2 separate regions of the Homo sapiens genome follow, and region 1 is linked to region 2. A link is an interaction called in ENCODE POLR2A ChIA-PET data of the cell type or tissue named here. Cell type or tissue: PC-9. All regions are shown on one strand. Each heading gives the region's core, and the rest is flanking DNA. Links, peaks and the distances in the headings are about the cores only. Region 1 has its middle 11 kb from the start of CCNG2. Region 2 has its middle 6.9 kb from the start of CCNI.

What was found. ChIA-PET counts read pairs that join two places held together with the same protein. Peaks named below come from ENCODE experiments on the same cell type or tissue, not always from the same donor. Only the 100,000 strongest peaks of a DNase experiment are listed, where the experiment ranks them.
Region 1: POLR2A ChIA-PET joins it to region 2 with 8 read pairs; 25 of 35 experiments call an interaction of 5 or more read pairs at or near these places.

Annotation. Positions count from the first base shown.
Region 1 is chr4:77,144,494-77,148,891 of GRCh38, reverse strand. No RefSeq gene overlaps it. Among named protein-coding and RNA genes, the nearest start is that of CCNG2, 11 kb to the left of the region's middle. In PC-9, for the core only: no CTCF peak of the experiment used is centred there; DNase peaks (open chromatin) are centred at 571 and 2,171; H3K4me3 peaks cover 1,013 bases; H3K27ac peaks cover 2,767 bases.
Region 2 is chr4:77,080,683-77,085,080 of GRCh38, reverse strand. It overlaps the pseudogene RPL7P17. Among named protein-coding and RNA genes, the nearest start is that of CCNI, 6.9 kb to the right of the region's middle. In PC-9, for the core only: no CTCF peak of the experiment used is centred there; no DNase peak of the experiment used is centred there.

The DNA.
Region 1 (4,398 bases), core at 139-4,138, 64 kb before region 2:
TATGTTTTCAACTCAACTTCCCCTTAGATCCCCAAAATGCTGGTGGACACTCAAGCACCTCTAAATTCAAGGGAAAATGATACAGTGAAATTTGACATGGAGAAAGATAGCAGCCTTAACTGATTGTAATTAAAATCACTTACTTTCACAAAACTCAAAAAAATATATATGTGAACTGTATCAGTCAGGGTTCTCCAGAGAAACAAAGCCAATAGGATATATATAGATATAGTCATGCACAGCAAAATGATGTTTCAATCAGTAACGCATCACATATACAACAGTGGTTCCATAATATTATAACATTGTATTTTTACTGTAGCTTTTATCTGTTTAGATATGTTTAAATACACAACTATTTACCATTGTGTTAGAGTTATCTACAGTATTTGGCACAGTAACATGCCGCAAAGATTTGTAGCCTAGGAACAGTAGGTTATACCATATAGCTTAGGTGTGTAGTAAGCTATAGTACCAAAATTTGTGTAAGTACACTCTATGAAGTTTACACAATAATAAAATTGCCTAATGACGCATTTCTCAGAACTTATCTTCATCATTAAGCAATGCATGACTGTATATAGAAGGAGATTTATAATGAGGGATTGGCTTATGCAATTATGGAGGCTGAGAAATCCCACAATCTGCTGTCTGCAAGCTGGAGGCCCATGAAACCAGGTGGTGTAGTTCCAGTACAAGGCCCAAAGGCCTGAGAATCCCGGAAACCAATAGTGTTAAGTCCCAGTCCAAGTCCAAAGGCCTGAGAATCAGGAGCACTGATATCCAAGGCAGGAGAAGATGAATGTCCCAGCTCAAACAGCAAGGGCAAATTCACCCTTCTCCTCTGCCGTTTTGTTCTATTCAGGCCTTCAGCATAGTGGATAATGCCCACCCACATTGGTGAGTGTGGTCTTCTTTACTAGTCTACTGATCCAAATGCCCTTCTCTTCTGGAAATGCTTTCACAGATACACCCCAAGATGTGTTTTGCCAGCTACCTGGGCATCCCTTAGTTCAGTCAAGTTGACATAAAATTAACCAACACATGAACACTCTGCTAGGGCCACTCCTGAGAACTTGGAGAGAGTGTGCAAATGAGGGCCCCTGAAGCTAAATTTCATTAGCTTTATAATAATCTACATGTAGTAATCAATAATGAAGTTGTCAAGCACCGTATTCAGTGATTTATATGTCCTGACATAACTTTAATGCCTGTAACACACACAAGTGGTAAGTACCATCACACAGACCCAGAAATAGAGTCCCAGGGAGTTTATGTAACTTGATCCCACAGCTAGACAGTGGTGGAATCAGTGTTCAAACCTAGACAATCTGACTCTAGCATCCACACTCTTAACCACTATTTTACAGTGACATAGTTACTATGTTACATAGATCAAGTTTAACCACTATTTTACAGTGACATAGTTACTATGTTACATAGATCAAGCCTAGTGACTATGTTACACAGATCAAGCCTATATCCGAATTGTTTTATTTTCCTTCTTCTCGAATACCAGGAAGAAGACCTATTTGGCTGTATTTCCTACTAAGTTCACTCAAAATGGCTGCATCAGTAGTTTAGGTTAGTTTAAGCACAGGCAATTTGGATTGGGTGTTTTATTATGAAATTTAATCACTGGTCACCTGCATACGTGTGTGCGTGTGTGTGTGTGTTTCCTTTGTTTTTTGTTTTTCTTCAATAGAAAGCAAATATGCTTTTGAGAAATCTTAGACTTATCTCTGTCAAACTAATCTGAAAAGAAACTGTCCAGACAGATCAGGCCTGCCAGGATCAGCTACCCTTACCCTAGAGTTTTGAATTAACATGTTTCTTAAAAAAAGCCAGCCAGTTGTTTCAACACAGTCCCACCACTCAAATCTCAGGAAAGCCAGCAGGGGAAGAAAAATGAGGCTCCTTCTTTTCTGCCTGGGGGGAGATGTCTAAAGATTTGAGACATCATGTGAGTGTGTCATGTCAGTAGTTTGCAAATGTTTAGGGGCCAGAAAGAAATTGTGCTATGTTCCTATTTCTCCTGATAAGGACTATTTTGCAGACATGTGGGTTCTTTTCTACCTTATGACAAGGAAGTGTTTTTAAAGTCTTTAAAACAGAAGATGGCAATCAGCAAATACTCTGATGACTCTACTATTGTTAGCTCAGCTGCATACCATCATTCTAAGAGGAAGTCAAGGCCCTCTGATAACTCACTGCTAAAACAGCAGGTTTGAGGTTTACAGCCTGTGCTGGATTCTAGGAGGTAGAGATGGTAAGGGGTGGACAAAAAGAGTACATAGAAAATAAACTTTTTTAGAAATGTGCCAGAAGTTACCAATGTATTGTGCTTATTGTGTTGTGCAATGTTTGTTAAGTTTTTATGATGCACATAAATAATATGCTATCTCGAGATCTTGTATTTAAACAGGACAGAAACATATTGACTCATCCTGCGTGAAGATTAGCTTCCAAGAATATTCAGGTTTCTGTAGCCATGTGTCTTACAAATGCAGCATTTTAAAATCTTCATTGCTTCTTTTGTTCAGTTTAATAAAAGTTGTCTGGGCAGCTAATCTATTCCAGGCACAGTGGAGGAAACAGTAGACGCAAAATGGCTATGGTTTAAACCCTACCCTCAGAGAGCTCAGAGCCTAATGGGAGAGAACAGAATTGACAAATCACAATACTGTTATGCAAGTTTTGCAACAATAGCAGTGTGTAGAAAGGATAGCAGCAAAACAGGGAGAGAATAGTTATCTCAGGAGGGAGAGATTTCACTGTGTGACTGTCTTCTCCTTTCAACTCAGAATGTTACATACATTTTTAAGAATGAGCAGCTCTGCACAAGAACAGATTAACAGCATCTAAGCAACTCAAGAGTACATGTGGGTAGAACTTCCACCTTCAGGATGTCCTTTTGACACTGGTGCTTCCGGTATATTTGTGAAACCCATTATCCTAACTAAAACTACTTCAAGTTATACTTTTGACTTATTTAGGCTAAGTGAGATTATTGCCATTTCCCTGTAAGGGTTACTTATTTTACTTTATTTCTTCTTCTTTTTTTTTTTTTTTTTGAAACAGATCTTCGCTCTCGTTGCCCAGGCTGGAGTGCAATGGTGCGATCTCAGCTCACTGCAACCTCCTCCTCCTAGGTTCAAGTGATTCTCTATCCTCAGCCTCCGGAGTAGAGACCAGAAGAATGTACATTACCACAACAGCATTAGTTGTATTGCATTGTTTGGTTACAGGTGATTTTGTTTTTCTTTTTCCACATTTATTTTCCACATATTATTCCACATAGAATAATAAATCCTTGAGTGGTCTATTTTACTTCAGAGTAACTACATCTTTCATACTTTTTTGCTTTTTTGAGATGGAGTCTCGCTCTGTCGCCCAGGCTGGAGTGCAGTGGTGCAATCTCGGCTCACTGCAACCTCCACCTCCCGGGTTCATGCCATTCTCCTGCCTCAGTCTCCCGAGTAGCTGGGACTACAGGCACCCACCACCATGCCTGGCTAATTTTTTTGTATTTTTAGTAGAGACGTGGTTTCACCATGTTAGCCAGGATGGTCTCAATCTCCTGACCTCGTGATGCCCCCGCCTCAGCTTCCCAAAGTGCTAGGATTACCAGGCATGAGCCACTGCTCCTGGCCAGGGTTACTTATTTTAATCATGAAAGTAATAACAGCACATTACAGAAAATGTGGAAAAAGAAAAACAAAATCACCTGTAGCCAAACAATCTAATACAATTGATGTTATTGTAGTAATGTACATTCTTCTGGTCTCTTTTCTGATAGATAGATATATATATAAATATATATATTTATATCTGATATATATATATTTAATTGTATTGTAAAATACACAAACAAGAGAGTATACATATATTCAATGTAAAGACCATCAATAAAGGCTGGGCATGGTAGCTCACACCTGTAATCCCAGTTCTCTGGGAGGCCAAGGAGGGAGGTTCACTTGAGGCCAGGAGTTCAAGACCAGCCTGAACAACATAGAGAGACCTCATCTCTACAAAACTTTCTTTCAATTTGCCGAGCATGGTGGTGCATACCTGTAGTCCTAGCTACTCAGGAGGCTGAGGCAGGAGTTGAAGGCTGTAGTGAGTTATGTTCGAGCCACTGCACTCTGGCCTGGGCAACAAAGCAGGACCCTCTCTCTAAAAATATAAATAAATAAATACCATCAATAAAACAAGTAATTGTGTATCCACTACCCAAGTTAATCAATAGAATATAATCTGAAAGCTCTAGATGCTCTTCCTGGATCACATCCCCTACTCTCTCTCTCTGAAAGTAACCCTAGTACCAAATATTCAGTTAATCATTCCCTTCCTTTTAAAAATAGATTATCTGTATCCCTAAATAATGTATTGTTTAGT
Region 2 (4,398 bases), core at 224-4,223:
TTTGTTTCTGCTTCAGTCCTTCTCTGCCTATAAAGCCAACCTCTTCTACTCAGCTCACTGGGACAGTTAAATTGTATTTTATGGAATAAATAATAAATAATAAAATAAGTGTTGCCTGATTCTAGAATTTGCAGTAAAGCCAGTTGAGGTCTTTAAATTTGCTGTAACTTTGTCCTTTGACAATTCAAAACAGTTCTGGAAAAGAGTAAAATGATACTTTGTTTTAATGATGTATTTTTCTCCCAACTAAAAATAAGTAAATAAAATGTGAGAACTAAACTCTGACCTTTTTCTTCTCTTGCCCAAATTCCTACATAAGGGGCCTGGGGAGTCACGCCCTATAAACCATAAAGTTTCATTAGAGGGGTTTTATTTAACACCAGATAACATGGATTGCTTTCCAACCTAACTGGCATAACGTCACATGACAGACAAAGAGGGAAATCAAAATATTTTAATCCCAAACATGTTTCTTTGCCGTATCTAGAAACAGCCCGGCAAAGCTGTCTCTTGTGGGGAAAATCTACATTCTCTAGAGAATCCCCTTTCCTTTCCAGGACTTTTTCCTAATCCAGGAGAAAATCAACAGAAGTCTCGCACTTTCTAAAATCTGATAAGAAACACTTGCAGACCGTTTTCTCTGAAGCCTGCTGCCTGTAGGCTTTGCCTCATAATGGGAACCTTGGTGTCCACAACCCCTTATCTTAACCCAGACATTCATTTCAACTGATTCTAGGTTTCTAGACAACAATTTAACTCTTTCAACTAATTGCCAGTTCAAAAATCCTTGAATCGGCTGTGTGGTGGCTCAAGCTTTTAATCCCAGCACTTTGGGAGGCTGAAGCAACCATGCCAAGAGTTTGAGACCAGCCTGGCCAACATGGTGAAACCCTGTCTCTACTAAAAAAACATGAAAATTAGCTGGGCGTGATGGCACACGCCTGTAATCCCAGCTACTCAGGAGGCTGAGGCAGGAAAACTGAAAATCACTTAAGCCTGGGAGGTGGAGGTTGCAGCGGGGCTGTCATCGTGCCACTGCACTGCAGCCTGGGCGACAGAGTGAGACTCTCTCTCAAAAAAAGAAAAAAAGAAAGGAAGGAAGAAAAAGAAAAAGACAGAGAAAGAAAAGAAAATCCTTGAATTCACTTATTACCTGGAATCCCCTCACCCCCCACCCTCCTTGTTTCCAGTTATCCCACCTTTCTGGACAGACGAATGTACATCATACATGTATTGATGTCTTATATCTCCCTAAATTGTATAAATCCAAGCTACCACCCTAGGCACATGTTCTTAGGACCTCTTGAGACTGAGTCTTGGGCCATTGGTCACTCCTATTTGAATCAGAATAAATCTCTTCAAATGTTTTACAGACTTTGACTCTTCCCCTTGGCAAATGTTTCTACTGAAGTCTTTTGAGATACAACTTTCAAATAGGTGGTTGCTGTTTGATCTCCGTGGCTCCTCTTAATGAAGCATGAAACCAATGATCCCTTCTGGTGAGACTTTCCTAAATCACTCCTTAAATATGAGAAACCTAAAGCTAGTTTATATTGAGTGTTGGCCCAAGTTTAGAAAGCAGCTTGAGGCTGCAGCAGAGCCGCGCGGGAAGTGCGGCGCCATCACTAGAGCGGAAGCTGTAGGTGCGTTGTGGGAAGCACTTTATTGTCCAAAGCCAAACCGCCAGTGTGATGAAACTAACCTACAAGAAAAGGGCTGGGTTTTGTAAATGACACAGGCTCTAAAAAGCTTGGAAGCACTGCAACTTTTGGCAGGAATCAGGGTTAGCAGGACCTCAGTGTCTCAATGCTGCTAAGTGCAGGCTGGCTCTCTGGGTCCTCCAGCGTGAGCTAGAACTGATGTCTCTATGGTCAAGTAAACAGAGTGAGTGCTGTCTTCCCCATGTGGTGGGGTTGTGCCAGATCAGTAGCTGCTACACTAGAAAGACGGTGGATCAAGGGCAAAGAAAAATCCCTTTGGTTCCAGAAAATCTCCTGAAAAAGGTGAAGGCTTATCAAGCCCTCAAAGCCACCCAGGCAAAGCAGGCACTTTTGGCAAAGAAGGAGCAAAGGAAAAGAGCTCAGGTTTAAGCGACTGGAATCATTCCAACATGATTCCTGGTGGCAGAAACATGACAAGCTGCTTCTCAGACAACTAGAAGTGAAACCTCATGCCTTGGAATTGCCAGATGAACATTCCTTGGCCTTTGTTGTGTGCATCAAAAGGATTGATGGTGTGAGTTTACTGGGGCAGAGAACCATTGCAAGACTTCGCCTAAAGAAAATTTTTAATGGTGTCTTTGTAAAAGCCACCCCCAAGAACCTAAAAATGCTGCGTATAGTGGAACCTTATGTGACCTAGGGATTTCCAAATCTGAAGTCTGTCCAGGAATTTTGAATTTTGAAACGTGGACAAGCCAAGGTCAAGAATAAGACCATCTCTCTGACAGAAAACACAGTGATTGAGGAGCACCTGGGGAAGTTTGGTGTCATTTGCTTGGAAGACCTCATTCATGAAACTGCCTTCCCAGGGAAGCATTTCCAGGAGAGCTCATGGTTCTTGTGCCCTTTCCACCACTCAGTGGCCCGTCATGCTACCAAAAATAGAGTGGGCTTCCTCAAGGAGATGGGCACAGCTGGCTATCAGGGTGAATGCATCAATCAGCTCATCCGCCAGCTGAACCAGACCCAGGTGCCAAATGGCAGTAAATTTTTGTCAATGAAGTGGAAGCATGTGTTTTTGCTTTTTTGGAAATTTTTATCAAGTATCTTCAGAGAAGATTATTTCCTGCCTTATCTTCAAACACTGGAAAGGAAGGGTCAGAGACAGTAGCTGGCCGGAACAGTGGTTCACGCCTGTAATCCCAGCACTTTGGGAGGCTGAGGTGGGAGGATCACCTGAGGTCGGGAGTTCGAGACCAGCCTGACCAACATGGAGAAACCCTGTCCCTACTAAAAATACAAAAATTAGCTGGGCATGGTGGCACATGCCTGTAATCCCAGCTACTCGGGAGGCTGAGGCAAGAGAATCGCTTGAACCCGGGAGGCAGAGGTTGTGGTGAGCTGAGATCACGCCATTGCACTCCAGCCTGGGCAACAAGAGTGAAACTCTGTCTCAAAAAAAAAAAAAAAAAAGAAAACAAAAGACAGTAGCTTAGGTTCATGGCAAGCACCTCTCATCACAGTCCAGTTCCAAGGAAAAATTTCAGCGTTTTCTACATTGGCTGTCGCCTCATCTGAAATCAGCATATTCCATGGAAGAAGGAGTCCTGCTTTTGTTGCATCTTCTATCCTAAGGTTTAATGTTGGTAAATGAGTAACTCTAGCATTTGTACAAGGTTCCCTAAGACTCCTGCAGCAGTCGACCAAGCCCAGGGACACAATTGAATCTGGAGATTCCTGGGGCCTTGTTTTGAAAAAGACTTGAAATACACATAGGAAGAAAGGCACAAAAATAAATGTTCACTTGTCTCTTAAAAAAAAAAAAAAAGGCAGCTTGAGGCTTCCTTGACTTATTCCCTCTGAGCACTTTCCCCACTTAATATTAAGGAGGAGGTCTTTATATTATTTGGTGAATGGGGACTTTTTTTTCTCTTAATATCTTGATGCCAAGTTGGTTTGGGACATTTACTCCTCTTACATTCTATCTCTGTATAGATAAATGAAAAATATTTTAGAAGTTGTTAAAAGAATCCTAAAGTGTGGGCAGATGCTAAGTGATTATGACAGTAAATAATTTCCTTTGTTCTTGTAGGCTTTAACATCTCTCCTACAAGATAGTACCTTCATAAATTGTCTTGTGGAAACATTATCTAAAAATTTCATTTAGGACAAAGGAGAATAGAAGCTTCTGTCATTAAACATGAAACAGCCTTGCTTTCTTTACTCCTAAAAATGTAGGCAGTATTTCTAGAAATATTTAATGATAGCGAACCACTTCCTGGCCATCAATTTGATTCCCTTCCATTTTCCTAGACTTCTGAAGAGGTCTCACTTTACACTATTTTGCATTACAGAACAGTCTTTATACTTCCTTTTTTTTTTTTTTGACACAGGATGTCACTCTGTCGCCAATGCTGGAGTGCAGTGGCGCTATCTCAGCTCATTGCAACCTCCGCCTCCCAGGTTCAAACGATTCTCCTGACTCAGCCTCCAGAGTAGCTGAGACTACAGGCACACACCACCATGCCCGGCTAACTTTTTGTATTTTTAGTAGAGATGGGGTTTCGCCATGTTGGCCAGGCTGGTCTCAAACTTCTGGCCTCAAGTGATCCACTCACCTCAGCCTCCCAAAGTGCTGGGCTTACAGGCATGAGGCATCACACCCGCTCACTGTCTTTATTCTGATAGCTGTTTCTCATGTGCTTCCTTATGCTGCTCCTCTTTGATTTGAAGCAAG